2 separate regions of the Mus musculus genome follow, and region 1 is linked to region 2. The links are chromatin loops, found by intact Hi-C in ENCODE. Cell type or tissue: heart. All regions are shown on one strand. Links, peaks and the distances in the headings refer to the core of each region. The heading gives the core; the rest is flanking DNA.

Region 1 (4,394 bases), core at 139-4,138, 130 kb before region 2:
CGCAGTTTGAGTGTGAACTGTCACCCACAGACTCATGGATTTGAACCCTTAGTTCCCAGATGACGGTGTTGTTTTGGAAGTTTGTTAAACCTTTGGGCAATAGAACCTCACTGGAAGAAGGACAACCCTGGGAGAGGGAGGCTCGAAGGCTTTGCAACCAACCCCATTTCCTGTTCAAGCTCAGCTTACTGACTCCAGATAGAATATGACCAGCAAGCAGCTTCCTGCTTCTATTGCCACGCTTTCTCCACCGTGGTGGACTCTGCTTCCTGAAACTGTGAGACAAAAATAAACCCTTCCTCCCTTAAGTTGCTTGTCAGCCAGGTATTTTGTCATAGAAACAAGAAAAGTAACAATTACTAATACACCGTCTCCACCTCTCTCTAGATGAGGACACAGTTCTTCCGGCTGTCACTATTCTTTCCACCTAACACTATCTTCATATGGACCACAGGGGAAGTACTAGAATGGGTCATGGCAGATGGTGGGGACTATTTCATTATTCAAAGTCTCCGGCTATGTTCGCCTTCACACCTAAGACACCCTCTGACCCTTAACCCATCCAGCAGATTCCTGAGCTTCATATTGCTAGTCAATAGTCTATCTTCAAAGGAGAAGACACAGATCTGTGTGAGTCTTTTGAACCCACTTCAATTATCTGTTCTTTTTCTGAGTAAGATTTCATTTGTGGGAGGAGAAGATAAGCCTGGGTTTTCAAGTGGCCCAAGTGGGAACTTACCAAAGATTAGCTTTCATCTGGACCGAAAACAGCACCTTCAATTTACTTAGCCTGTTTTGATAGCCAAAGCACTATTTCTGAGGTTGTCTTCATATTCTTATAAGTTAAGCAGGGCACAGAATTAGTTCCCCATTCAACAATTCAAGGTGGGGAAGAAAAATGCTACACCAAGATGAAGAAATTAGCATTTTCTATTTTGATAATTCTAATTTGATCATTTCAAATTTGCAAATAGTTGTAACGTGGTGAGAAGAAATTAATTTACTATAATTATTCAGGAGTATGGTCCAAATTTAGATAATTTAAATACTTCAAAATATTGTAAATTTGCCCTGACAGCCATGTGAAGTATTTAAAAAGGTAAGTATGTTAATTTATAACTGGAGTTAGAAATTGTTAGGGCTGGGCAATGACCAAGTTTGTAAACGTGACTAATTTTAACCCTTGCTCAGGAGTTAATTGATGATCAATGAACATGTAGAAGTATTACCCTTCCTCTCTGGTGGGTTCCATTTCTTCTCATTTTCCCTGTTTTCCTGTTCTGCACATTCCATCACCATCTCTATTCTATCTCTTCCTCAACTCTTCTGATCTGTTTCCTGACTCTGGCTTATTTCACTTAACATAATGACTTCGGCAGACGCCATGAGTTCAGTTTTTCTTCTGCTGAATGAAAACCTATTTTGTATACATACCAATTTTTTTTTTTTTTTTACCCATTCACAAGTTGATGGACATTTAGACCTGTTCCATCTCTTGGCTTTTGTGAAGGCGGCAGCTACAAATGCATGTGTAAATGTGTCTCTGTGCTGCACTATCTCCTTCAGTCTTGTACCCTCACGTGGTACAGCTGGATCATGCTGAAGTTCTCTTTGCTTTTTTAGGATCTTTCACACTGATTTCCAAGGTGGCTGTACCAGTTGACACTGCCATCATCGGTGAATAAGGGTCCTTTTCTCCCATATTCCTGCCATATTTGTTGTCATTTGTTTTCTACATTCTGACTGGGGTGAGATGGAACTTCAATGGAGTTTCAATCTACGTTTCCTGTCACAACAGCCAACTCTGCTTGAACACTGCTGGGAAAAGAGGCCTTAGGAGGCCTGACACACAAACCCTGGGGCTATCTGACTCCACAGATGCCTGAGCCTCAGTTCTGCCACAGCTGCTTCCTGAACTTGGAGAATAGGAAATACTTGGAAACATTAGTCACTTCCTAGGACATATGTGTCTATTTTTATAGGGAAAGAATCCACCAGTTTTATCTGCCTGTAAAAGGACTCACTTAAGGTTCATCATCCAGGATCAGACATTTGTCTATAATGTTCCATTATAATACTCTATACATAGCTTCTTGACTATTCCTCTACAGAGCAAGTTTATGTGAATTTAATCAATACATTATAATGACAATTCTCTTTTTTTTTTGTTTTGTTGTTGTTGCTGCTGCTGTTGTGACAGAGTCTCACTATATAGCCTTAGTTGACCTGAAAGTCTCTGCATAGACTAGGCTGGCCTTGAGATCTCTGCCTTTGCCTCTGCCTCTGCAAGTGTGATTGTTGAGATTAAAGACTTGTGCCACTACACCTGTCTCAAGACTACAATTTTTTTTTTTTACTGATGAATGTGATCAGTTCTTCCATTTTTAAATAATTTTTAATTGATCCAACCCTGGCCTAAACTTTCTTGGAACATCAGGGTTTTTCCCCATTGGCAAAAACATCCTGCTATTTTCATGGAATAACATATTCCATTAAAACTCTAGTAACTCCAGCCTGTTCTCCCTATTAGAGAATATGATAACTAATCTTGGTTATCAACTTGACTGCATCTGGAATTAACAAAACCACAAGTGGCTGGGCATATCTGTGAGGGATTTTTTTTCTTAATTAAATCATTTGAAGTGGAAAGATGCACCTTTATTCCAGATCTTTTGAGGTGAGAAGATCCACTACATCTTCTGCTGACAACGTATAAAAAGAAAATGGGTGTAGGGAGTTTTTGCTTTTTACTTGCTTGCTTGCTTTCATTATTAAGTCCATTCTTTCACTGGCATTAGAACCTACTTCCTTGGGATTCTGTTGTGTACTGAAGACCAGCTGAGATATGCAGCCTTGTGAACTGAACAACTATTAGATTCCTGGATCTCCATTGGTAGTTGGATGACATTGTTGTACTAGCTGGGCCACAGCCTTTAAGCCATTGTAATAAATCCTATATATGGGATTTTATGTTTTTATATTATTAATATATATATATATATATATTCTATTAGTTCTGTTCCTCTAGATACCCTGACTAATCCAGAGAATATGGATATTTTTAATGTCCTTATGGAGATCATCATGAAAACCCATTTGCTTTTCTTCCTTCCTCAAGTATAATCGTTAATTCTGCCCTCAAACCCCTTTTGTCTACTGAAAGAGAGAGATGCAAATAAACAACAGTGAGATGTCCTAAGTACTTTCATGGGTAGAAGACTGAGAACAGCATGGTGCTTAAGGACAGGTCCTCAGACCCTGGAACACACAAATTCCAATCCTGCCTCTGTCATTGTTGAGCCTCACAACCTCCCACATGTTACAGTATTTCTTCAGCTACCATGGAGACAAAGGAAGTGTGGGTTGTGTATGGCTTTTATAAGGATGGAATGAGACAGAGTCTGGAAGGTATTTTGACAACTCAGCACACTAAGAACCCCTAAAGTGGCAGGGTGCCCTCGGTCATCATACAGTAGCATCACCAAGCTCTAACGCCACACTAACAAGGGTGAGGAGGCTTTTGTGGAGAAGATACAAGACCAGTCCTTTCCCAATATAGAAGCTGAGGGTGGGTGCTCCTGGGAGAGGAAGTGAATAGCCAAAGTATTATGAATGAAAGCTCCCAGAGGGCAGCCTAAGCTTCCCACACAATCTTACTCAAGGCAAACTGACTAATTAGGATCATGGAGAGGTTGGAATGTTGCAGGTTCAGAGCTTAATTACAATTTATCTTGAGCTATCTTTACACCCCTTAGTAGCTAATTCTTACCCACCTACATATCTTATGACTAACAGATAAAATCCTTTTAAAAATTATTTTATTTTATGTGTATTTTTGGACATGAGTGTATGTACATATCGGGAACCATCTAGGAAAGGCTAAGCCTAGCAAGTGATTTTCTTGAGATAGCTTCATTGTGGAACTGTGATGAATGAGCCCTTGGAGGCAAGACCCAAGGAACTAAATCTCAGTGTATCATGGAGTTTTTACTACCCCGCTTTAAGCTCCAGGCGGATCACTCTTCTAGCCCCCTCCCCGGTTTCCTCAGATCCATGGATGAAACACACACACACACACACACACACACACACACACACACACACAATCTTATTTTTAATATGCTTTTTAGCTCAGTGGCCGGACACTTTTAAGCCTCCCTCGGCTAGCATGCTTTCTTTACTCCCAGATTAACAACTTTAAATCTGCCCTCAATTTAGTTGCTTAGTTACCTTTAGTCCTAGCTCAGTACCCTAAATCTGCCCTCAACTTGGTTAAAGGTCTAATCTCCAGCCTGCTACCCAAGACCAGTCGGGGAAGCGGCCAATGGCCACTCCACACAAGATATCACATGGCTGGTGGCTCCTTCTCTCTCAGAAGTCCCACCTCTACCACT
Region 2 (4,394 bases), core at 189-4,188:
CCAGTTGGAACATCTTCTGGGTATATGTCCAGGAGAGGATCTAGCAGTAGTACTATGTCTGAAGATAATTTTGGTTATTTCTCCTTATATTTTAAGGAAGGTTTCTCCCCCATTTTAAAAGTTTTCCACAATAAATCTTTAGTCCTTTTGAAATTAAGGTTTAAAACTAAATGGTTTTTAGTTTTAAGTTTTGCCTTGTTTTATTTGCTTTCTAAAAGAGTCAGAAGCCAGGACACAAGTTAAAAAACAAGCTATGTTAGGAGGGAATGACCAGGGCAAACTGGGTGTGCCAATCTGTTTGGGAATCCCACAGGGATCAAAGCCAGGGAAATGACATCTCTAGGTCCCTATCTTTTAAGGTGACCAGACTTTTTATGGAGTCCCAGACTTGTGGCACCCATCTTAAAGTGGCCTCTTTATGATGTTGGAGACCCAGCTGCAGGAGAAGCATCCTACTCTCTGGCTCTGAGTATATACTGGAGGCCACAAGCAGAGGGAAGAAAGATGAAATCCTGGTCCCTGTCCTTATGGTCAATGTAAGCAAGCTAGGCAGTCTTGACAAGATGACCTGCCACAGTGAGGGTCATTTTATAAACGTGGAACAAACAACACTCCACCTTTCAGCTCCTTTAAGGCAAGCAAAACACCAAAAATTAAATTAAATAGAATAAAAATATGGAGAAAGGGAAACGCAAAGCATCATGGGAAAAGCAAAACTCCCATCTCAAAGGCTGTTCCACTTTCTGCAGCCCCCTGCTACAGAGGAGCGCAATTGTTCATTGGGCACGGACCCAGGTTCCACACACCACACTCAGAATCAAGGAGTTCGTTTAACCAGCACTGAATAGATTACAGTTCCTCTGAAATCCCACATCCCTTTCTGCCAAGAAGCTGTTTTGCAAGCTGACACTCCCTTGATGTGAATCTGTAGCCCGCCCACTTCACTGAGAAAACAATTTTAGATCAACCCTGTTCTAGACACTTGCTCCCAAGGACAAGCTGGCAGAGATTGTGCGGGCTTCAACCTTTCTGAGCTCTTTGATGATCAGAAACGAGGAACAATACTAGAACAAGTGTTATTAATACAAATAGTCTCAACAATCTTCAAAGTGGATCCCGGGCTCCCTAGGAGGCAGGGCTCACTCAGAGCTGGCCTCTTTTGCCCTGACTCCTATTAGATGGCTAACTCCCAGAAGAAGAAAAAAAAAAAAAACAAATAGTCCTCAGAACAATGGAGGGAAGTGCTAAAAACCAAAGGTGAGGAAAGAAAAGGAAAAGGAAGTCGATAAACGGAAAAGAGAACCGAGGACTCAAAAACCAACTGCAGTTAGCATGAGCCTTGTTTGAAAACAAGAAAAGAATAAGGTTCTCTAGCAAAGCAGCCCTCGGAAAGAAACCCCCTTAATTCACTCTCCTAGAGTTAAGAACCCAGAAAGACCCCCAAGGCAGCTGGAGCCTCAGCCTTGGCTCCGCCCACAGCAGCCTCTGCACTGGGATCCTCCCGGAATCCCTACCCTAGGCATAGCTTCATGGCTCTAGGGTGTGGCAGGTGGGGCTTTCTGTTTCCAAACCTCCGAGTCATTTTCTTCTGGGTAAACAAACATCTCCTCTGGCTTTGCCAACCTCACCCTGCCAGAAAGTCATCGTGCTAAATTAGTAGTGTTTCAATCAAGTCTGTGACAAGCTGGTGACAGATTGGGAGAGGGTGAGTGAAGCAATCAGATGTTGTTATGGGAAAGAGGCAGAGGAGAGAAGAATAACAGGGGCTTAGCAAACATGCTTGTCCGAGTGGCCCGGCTACCAGCTGAACACAGAGAGTGTGGCGCCTGTTTGTGGTTGGAACAAGCGGCTTAGCCTTCCGAGCCGCTGCTGCTGTGGACCTGTTAAAGCTGGGTGGCCTCCATTTCGTTGTACTCTAAATAATACAAATTTCAATAAAACAAGTAAGAGGCTGGGTGATAGAGAACGCTTTTAGATCCAGCACCTCGGAGGCAGGGGCAGGTAGATCTCTGAGTTTATGGTCAGTCTGGCCTTACATATCAAGTTCTAGCTCAGCCAGGGCTACATAGTGAGACCCTGTCTCAAACAAAAAAGATAGAAAAAAAAAAGAAAAGAAAAGAAAAAAAAACTAAAACTAAAACAATTATGAGGAGCTTCCACAAAACTGGAAATAGTGTTGATGCTGCAAGAAGTGTTTCCTTGACTTTGGTTAGTTAGTTAGTTAGTTAGTTAGTTAGTTAGTTGAGTTGTTTGTTCATTTGTGAGTTGGTTGGTTGCTTTTTGGTTTTGGTTTCTCTGAGATCAGGTCTTCTGTGGCAAAGACTGGCTTTAAACTCTTAAGTGGCCAAGAATGACCTCGAACTTCTGATCCCCCTGCCTCTTGAGTGCTTTACTTTCACATGTGAGCCACGGTGGCCAGGTTTATGTGCTGCTGGGAATAGAACCCAGGGCTCCATCCATGTTAGGAAGTGCTCTACCAACTGAGCTTCGACCCCGCACTAGAAATGGAGTTTCCTATTGTTTCAACAAGTGTTACATTCTGCTCTAATTTGCCCTCACTTCAAGAACAAGAGAGTAAGACAGAGAGGTAGGAAGGGCAACTATCTGGCTCAGTAAATAAAAGAAGTTAATGGACAAACACGCACTGTGTATTTGTTTCTAAAGTCTCTGTAACGAAATGCAAATTAAAACAGGAAGAAACACTTGAGGCTGCGATGTATGTGTTTGGTGGAACCTAACTATTGAAAGATACAAGTTCTTATGGGTTTCCTATTTTAAAATTTTATTAACTTTATTTTATGTGTGAGTGTGTCTGTGGAGGGCATCCGAAGGTATTAGATTCCGTAGAACTAGAGTGAGCCACTGTGTGGGTGCTGGGAATCAAACCCAGGTCTTCTGAAAGTATAAAAGGTGCTCTTAACTGCAGAGCCATCTTTCTAACCCTTTCTCTTTAAATCTCTCATTCACCCAGCAAATACTGAACACTAGCTATGGTGTCAGGACACACTCATACCTTTAACATGTGCCTCTCTGGGTAGACCTTCATCAGAATCAAACTTTATCGGTGTGAAGTAAAAGTGATCTATATGTACTATATAAATACAGTCCATAAAGGGAAATTCAGAGCCAGATGGGCAATGTACCTTTCTGAGTGTCAAATAGTGGGTTTCTGGGAGAGTCTGAGTGAGGTCTGAATAAGAATGGCGAGGTAGGGTTAAACTGGAAGATATTTTGGAGACAAAAATGAACAGGCGTTGAAAACTGATTCAAAGTTTGACAAGGGAGGAATGGGATCAAGAATACCTGAAGTTTGAGGCTTCGGGTGTCAATCACTAAGCTGAAGAAAGATAGCATGAGGAGGTGGCCCCAAGGGGGAATAAAATATGTCAGGTGCTGTGGGCCCTTTCTGTAGAGCGGCTGGCATTGCTGTAGGCTCGCCAGTATCTCGTCCCTCTCCTTCCCAGTGCTTTTCCACATGCATGTGGCACGTCTATCTTCTTTGTCACCTGTCCGTGCCTTGCTGGCACCAAGCTAGGCTTTAAGAACCAACTCAGCACCGACCAACTTACAGCTGACTCCGCAGCAATGGGGTTTTCTGTGCATCTCTGTTTGAACTTTAAAGATGTTCCTGGGGAGTCTTCCAGCTTTTATTATTTCCTGGGAAATGTTTTCAAGCCCCGGGCAACAAGCAACACAGGACAGCGACCTTGAGAGATGAGAAATAAAGACAAAGCACTCTGATTCTTTTTCAGTTTGCTGCCTGAAGGGGGTTCCCAGCCCACCAGCCTCTCCCTTTGGAGAGAGAGGCAGAGCTTAGAGTTCAGACAGGAGAAAGGCAGCGCTGACAGAGGAAGGAGTTTCAGAGAGGTGCAGAGTGTTCCTGGAGTCTTCAGCCCAGTAGAGATTGGTGAGGAAGCACTGGAATAGATAGACCTGACTATTCACAAGGTTTATCACCTCAGGACCGGGGACCATGAGTCCCAAGCTAAAGCCATTCTGGTCCCACATAACAAAGTTTGAAAGGCTCAAATCATTTCCAAGTAAAGTAACTGTACCCAGAAATAATATTTAGAACATTCAACAATGTCCAAGACCAAGAAGAGAAAATTCAGAGTGTGGTGTCTAAACAGAAATTACATTAAAAAAAAAAAGAAGAAGAAGAAGAAGGCAAAACCCCACAATTAAAAGAAAGGTCAGTCAACTTGAACAACACTAGAAATGATAATAATAACAAAATTGGTGAGCAAGAACATAAAGAGGTTTTGTGTGGTGTTCTTTTGAGATATTATGTAGCATAGGCTAGCCTCAAACTTCTTATGGAGACAAGAATGATCTTGAACTTCTAATACCCCTGCCTCTACCTCCCAAGTTCTGTGTGTGGTTTCATATACCAC

What was found. Peaks named below come from ENCODE experiments on the same cell type or tissue, not always from the same donor. Only the 100,000 strongest peaks of a DNase experiment are listed, where the experiment ranks them.
Region 1: it touches region 2 in a loop (2.4-fold over the local background); 3 of 42 quality-filtered maps call a loop at or near these places.

The regions. Positions count from the first base shown.
Region 1 is chr9:70,975,106-70,979,499 of GRCm38, reverse strand. All of the region lies in intron 2 of Gm32074 (a long non-coding RNA gene), which reads left to right. Among named protein-coding and RNA genes, the nearest start is that of Gm32074, 3.0 kb to the left of the region's middle. In heart, for the core only: no CTCF peak of the experiment used is centred there; a DNase peak (open chromatin) is centred at 1,899.
Region 2 is chr9:70,845,091-70,849,484 of GRCm38, reverse strand. The region is part of intron 1 of Lipc (lipase, hepatic); the gene reads left to right. Among named protein-coding and RNA genes, the nearest start is that of Gm32017, 67 kb to the left of the region's middle. In heart, for the core only: a CTCF peak has its summit at 1,845; DNase peaks (open chromatin) are centred at 987 and 1,604; H3K4me3 peaks cover 724 bases; H3K27ac peaks cover 2,662 bases.